Regions from separate parts of the Homo sapiens genome. Here region 1 is linked to region 2. Evidence: chromatin loops called from intact Hi-C (ENCODE). Cell type or tissue: GM12878. All regions are shown on one strand. Links, peaks and the distances in the headings refer to the core of each region. The heading gives the core; the rest is flanking DNA. Region 1 has its middle 330 kb from the start of MAP2. Region 2 overlaps PTH2R (parathyroid hormone 2 receptor).

What was found. A loop is a pair of places that touch in the nucleus more often than their neighbours do. Peaks named below come from ENCODE experiments on the same cell type or tissue, not always from the same donor. Only the 100,000 strongest peaks of a DNase experiment are listed, where the experiment ranks them.
Region 1: a loop joins it to region 2, with 2.0 times the contacts of the local background. A loop is called at or near these places in 1 of 110 quality-filtered maps.

The regions. Positions count from the first base shown.
Region 1 is chr2:209,088,392-209,091,320 of GRCh38, forward strand. No RefSeq gene overlaps it. Among named protein-coding and RNA genes, the nearest start is that of MAP2, 330 kb to the right of the region's middle. In GM12878, for the core only: no CTCF peak of the experiment used is centred there; a DNase peak (open chromatin) is centred at 1,327.
Region 2 is chr2:208,465,152-208,468,080 of GRCh38, forward strand. The region is part of intron 9 of PTH2R (parathyroid hormone 2 receptor); the gene reads left to right. It also overlaps the pseudogene H3P9. Among named protein-coding and RNA genes, the nearest start is that of PTH2R, 60 kb to the left of the region's middle. In GM12878, for the core only: a CTCF peak has its summit at 1,400 (motif pointing right); no DNase peak of the experiment used is centred there.

The DNA of each region.
Region 1 (2,929 bases), core at 316-2,815, 620 kb after region 2:
TCGTATTTGGTGAGACAATGGAGTTTGGTATTTAAAAGTGTTGGCTCTAGAATTAGACTCTCTGATTCCCAATGCTGCTTCATCACTTATTAGTGGTGTAACCATAGGAAACTTACTTCAAATCACTAGGATTAATTTTTTTCATTTACAGATTAAAGTTAAAAATAATAACCATCTCAAAGTATTATTGTTAGAATAAAACTATATAACATTTAAACACAGTGAACAGTACACATTATACAATGTTAGCAATTAGTATAATTACTAATGTCTTCAAGGAGAACATAGTCACATCCACTTCTATGATAAACTTTAAAACAAATGATGCTAGAAAGATCCTATCAAAATTATACCCTAGTATTTAGTAATAACTCTGAGATTTTATAATTTTGATCTTGAGAATTTAGTATTTTCAAAGTTAGATTAAAAACAAATTTAGTTTAAAAACTGTGTTTGAATCAAATTAAAATTTATGTTTAGTCAACAAATTAGAGCAGCTTTTTGTAAAAACAATAGCCTAATAATCAATGTTCATCCGGTTAAAAAAATTATAGTACATTCCAACACTGGAACAAAATGCAGGCTTAAAAATAAATAAGAATTTTTTTTACATACTAATATACAACAATCTGTAGGATACACTATTATGTGAAAAATGCTGGGTTCAAGAGAGTATATTTAGTATTCTATCAGTTATATAAAAATGGAAATAAAACATTGTGTGTGTGTGTGTGTGTGTGTGTGTGTGTGTGTATTTGCCAGTAAAAATTAAAACTGGTTGCTGGCAGAAAGGGACTTGGGTGGTTGAAAGAAAGAGGTGGCAAGAATACTTTCCGTTTCTTATATTTGTGTATCTTATATTTGTGTATATATATATATACAATCCGTGTATGTAAATATACATATAAATTCAGAAGACAAACAAGTACATACACACACATGCACACACACATACAAATAAAATACGATTAAAAAATAAGAGTAACAATGGGGTGTTTAAAGAAAGTCTAATAGAGGTGTATGCTAAGAGAAATAAAGAGGTGGGCTAAACCAGAAGTGTCAAGGGTTCAGACATAAACCAGCCCAAGCTCCATTATTTCAAGGTCATTTTATTATAATTACTGTTCTTTCTTTGATTCATCCTTTCAATACTAAACACATCCTTTCAAACAAACAAACAAAAAAATGCACTGCTCTTTGGCCCTCTACACATTTCTCACATCCACATCAGGCCTCCTGAGTTGCTGCAAATTTCACTGTAAGCTCATCGAATGGAGAAACCATCTTGGTCATCTACATCAGCCTGGCACGTGATAAGCAGTAAAGATTTGATGAATGAATCAGCGAAAAAAGACAGCTACATTCCAGAACTTGATCCAGAATTGATCTCCTTGTTGCCATTTTATGGGATATGATACATTTATGAGGTAAAAAATATTCTAATATAAAACGGTGTTCTTTCACCATTTTGTATTTTGTGACTTTCATTTATAACGTACATTTTTTTTGTCAGGTAACATGAGTCTTTTTTCTTTTTTCTTCTCTACATAAATTTTGTTGCTACTTTAATAACTATTGTTCATGATCAATTGTGTTACTTTGCAAAGTATCTAAATTTTAATCTATTAACTCAATTGGACATTTATTACTTTAGAGTAAAACATTTTCAAGATGAAACACTGCTATTTCTTTCTAGCTTCTAACTCCTAAATCTTTTTGTAATTTCATAAAAATACAACCTAAAATCACAAATTAAAAGGCCAGATTTTCTTGTTTCTTGAGAACTTGCCAAATTAGTTTTATAATAGTTATAAGCATAGATGGTCCAGTCCTCCTTTATTGAGTTAATGAAAATGCTGTAGAAGCAATCACTCAGTGAGATGAAAACAAACAATTTTATTTTAAGAGGTAATTTTATTTCCACCCTCATTGGCATTTAGCAAAATTTTCTTGAATAAATCACTACAAAAAGACACCAAAGTATTTCACAGAGCCTTTGTAGGTACTGAGCATCAAACATTTCATCTTATATTTCCTCTTAAATTGAAATTAAGCAATCATAAATGTAACAAAAATTTTGTTATTTATTAACCTATAATATCAAGTTGCAGGTGTTCTCAAAATGAGATAACTAAGGTCATCTGTTTAATTTCTGTGATATCATACTATCCACATACTATGGTTAGATTTAACTGAATTACTGATTAAGTGAACTTTGCATTTATCTCTAAAATTAAATTCTCAAGTACTTGTGTTTAAATTTGCAAATTCCAATTTCTCCTAAATATATTCATTTCTTATTTCACTATAACAAGTTTAAGCTTTAAAAAGACAGGTTTATTTTAAGAGAATTAATCCCAACAATTAAAAACTAAAAACAGCTTTCAATTTGCTTTTCAGCTGCTAAATAAATTAGGGAAATACAAAGTGGTCATCCCTCAAACACAAAGGTAAAGAAAGAAGCAATTATGAAGATAAATTACTTAAGTTATTTTTCTTAAATCAGATTCTTTTCTCTTAAATAGGTTTTTGGGCTAATACCCATAAATTTATCCTTATTTTTCTCTGAAAAGAATAATCATCCAGACTTTATCTTTTACTCACACATTTAGAAATCCAATTTACCCCAAAATGAAGCATTAACATATTTTTCAAAGAAATGTTCACAAGAGTTCTTAGTGTGACTTATTAGCATAATCCCCACCTGCTTATACCATTAGGCAGTTCAGTAGCAAGTGATACAAGTCTATGTCAGGTTAAAAGAATTTCATGATTCATAGTACCTCAAAAGCATTAGGATCTATGTATGAAGCTCTTTATAAACCTGGCCTTAATGGTTAATTTATTCTCAGATTTCTGGAGAGCATATCGCTGTCTAAAAAATGTGTAACCACATTTATTGCTCCACATACTTTCTCATGATTTGTCA
Region 2 (2,929 bases), core at 127-2,626:
TTTTTGTAGAGATGTGATTTTGCCATGTTGTCCAGGCTGGTCTCAAACTCCTGGGCTCAAGCAATCCACTCGCCTCTGCCTCCCATAGTGCTGGTATTACAGGTGGGAGCCACCATGCCCAGCCATATGAAGCCATTCTAACAGGTATGAGGTGTTAGCTTGTGGTTTTGATTTGGATTTCCCTGATAATTAGTGATGATGATCACTTTTCACATACTTGTTGGCTATTTGTAAGTCTTTTTTTTTTTTTTTTTTTTTTTTTTTTTTTTGTGATGGAGTCTCACTCTGTCACCCAGGCTGGAGTGCAGTGGTGCGATCTCAGCTCACTGCAACCTCTGCCTCCTGGGTTCAAGCGATTCTCCTGTCTCAGACTCCCGAGTAGCTGATATTACAGGCACGTGCCACCATGCCCAGCTAATTTTTTTTATTTTTAGTAGAGATGGGATTTCGCCACGTTGGCCAGGCTGGACTCAAACTCCCGACCTCAGTGATCCGCCCGCCTCGGCCTCCCAAAGTGCTGGAATTATAGGCATGAGCCACCGCAGGGCCAACTCCTTTTTTTTTAAAAAAATATTTTAATGCATTTTGGTAGCAAACTGACAGGAACAGTGCAAAAACAACATTAAAAACATGTACTTGCATGTAGGATTTCTGAGAAAAGTATAGTGAGTGGATGGAATTTACTGTATGATAAAAGTGCTACAAACACCAGTTAGTTGCTGTCAAGAAATTTTTTTTTTTTAAAAATCCAAATGCTGGCATTGTTCAGAAAAATTTAACAGGTCTATTTATAACTGCTATAAAGGTGAACTGCTGAAACTTGTTCAGCTGAAACATTTGGTGTGCATTAATACTTTGTTTCCATGCATTTATATTACAAATTCACACAAAAACAAAAATGGAAAAACTGCCAATACGTGATTTCTATTCCCTATTTTTTCACTCACAGTCATTTACTTAGGTGCCTTTTGACTCCATGGGGGCAGCGGCAGGGGGAATCTAACGCTCAGAAATACCAATAAAAGGAAGAAGAGCTTTTCATTTTTTTTTCTTTGAGAATGAAATGTTTCCCATCATAGTGGATTGTCAAGCAAGTTCTCCATGAATGCAGCATGGATGTCTTTTGGCATAATTGTTACACATTTGGCCTGGATTGCACACAGCTCGGTGTCTCCAGAGAGGCCAACCTGATAGACGTCACTTTTCTCCTGCAAAGCACCAGCAGCTGTGCTCTGGATGTGTTGATCTGTTTTGAAGTCCTTAGCAGTTTCTTGCACCAGATGCTAGGAGAAAAGTTTATGGATTAGGCATTCAGTGGACTTCTGATAACATCTAATTTCACCAAGCGCCTTGGTATCCAGCCTGTTAACGGTGAAGTTTCTTCACCCCTCCAGTAGATGGCACACTGGCCTTTGTAGTTTTTTTGCAGGTTGCTTTGAGGGCAATCTGCATGGCATAGAGACCTCCTAACTCATTCCACTTGGGCTTGGTGAGCTAGAGCTGTATGTCTTCTTTTGAGAAACGTCTATTCAGCTCCTTTGCCCATTTTTAAATTGGGTTGTTTCTTGGTATTCAGTTGTCTGAGTTCCTTATATAATTTGGATATTAGCCCCTCATTGAATACATTAATTTTTATTGAATACATTAAATACATAAATATTGCAAATATTTTCTACCATTTCACAGGTTGCCTTTTCACTCTATTGATTGTTTCCTTTGCTGTGCAGAGGCATTTTAGTTTAATGCAATCCTGCTTGTTAATTTTTGTTTTTCTTGCCTGTGCTTTTGGTACCTATTTCTAAGTATTTTATTCTTTTTGTTGTTATTGTAAATTGATTTTGTTCTTATTTTTTTTGGATAGTTCATTGTTTGTACAATTTGTTCAACATTTCAGCCAAATTCTTCTTATCAGCTAGCTTTTGGCATCTGTCCCAGGGAAGAAAGTGCTTACATTCCATCCTCCTTGGAGATGTCAGACTTTCCTTAAATTTCGGGTTAATTGGTCATCCTGTAACTTTGTTCTCTGATGCATTTTAAAAAGTTAAAAAAATTTTTGTCAGATTATCCAGCATTTGTTTGTTATAATAGCAAACAAATGGTGGGAGCAAGTTTTCTTTTCTTTTCTTTTTTTTCCCCCTAGCTTTCTACTATTGGGGAAATATAATTTAATACAAAAATCTTCTCCTAACCTAAAAATCTTCTCCACAAAGGTAATACAGAAGAAAAACACTTTTAGTATTAAGTTACTCAACCAGAATGTGGTGTGCACTACACGCAATCTGCTAAGAGATTGCAAAGAGAAAGAAATCTCACTCCTTTTTATAGCCAAGCAGTTACAACTCATTATATACACGTTTTCAAGAGACACAATAACTAGTTCTCAAGTAAAAGGGACTTGACAATACTATATGCTACACATGATTCATCCTAACTTTACCTGGTAATTGGGGTGACCACCTGTTGTGGCTAAGTAGCTTTATTGGAGGAAAAACAAGCTTGTCATTTCTTTATGTCAGGAGGAAGTTTTGCAACTTCAAGATAGGTGCCTACAGAAGTTAAGCTTCTATCCTACAAAAACTGAGAGACAGGGATGCTATCTCTCTTGATGTTAGCATTTCAAAAAGATGGTTCCTAGGTCCTTGCGAAAGACATTCCTGGGCCATAAAGCTGACCAAAGGCCTATCTAATCTTCAAAAGGATTTATAAACATTTCAAAGAGATGAGAAAGTACATACAAGTTTTCTAAGGTAAATGCTCTAAGAAAAAGGAGGAAAGTGAAATCTCTTCCCCCATTTTCAACAGGGAGAATGAAGACTCTTATTTTTAAATTTGTATTTGGCCTCACACCGTCTCCTATGCAGCAGCTGACATCTCTAGGCTAATCTGATAATGAAATGGTCTTGCAGTGATTTCCAGCAAAACTCTCCTA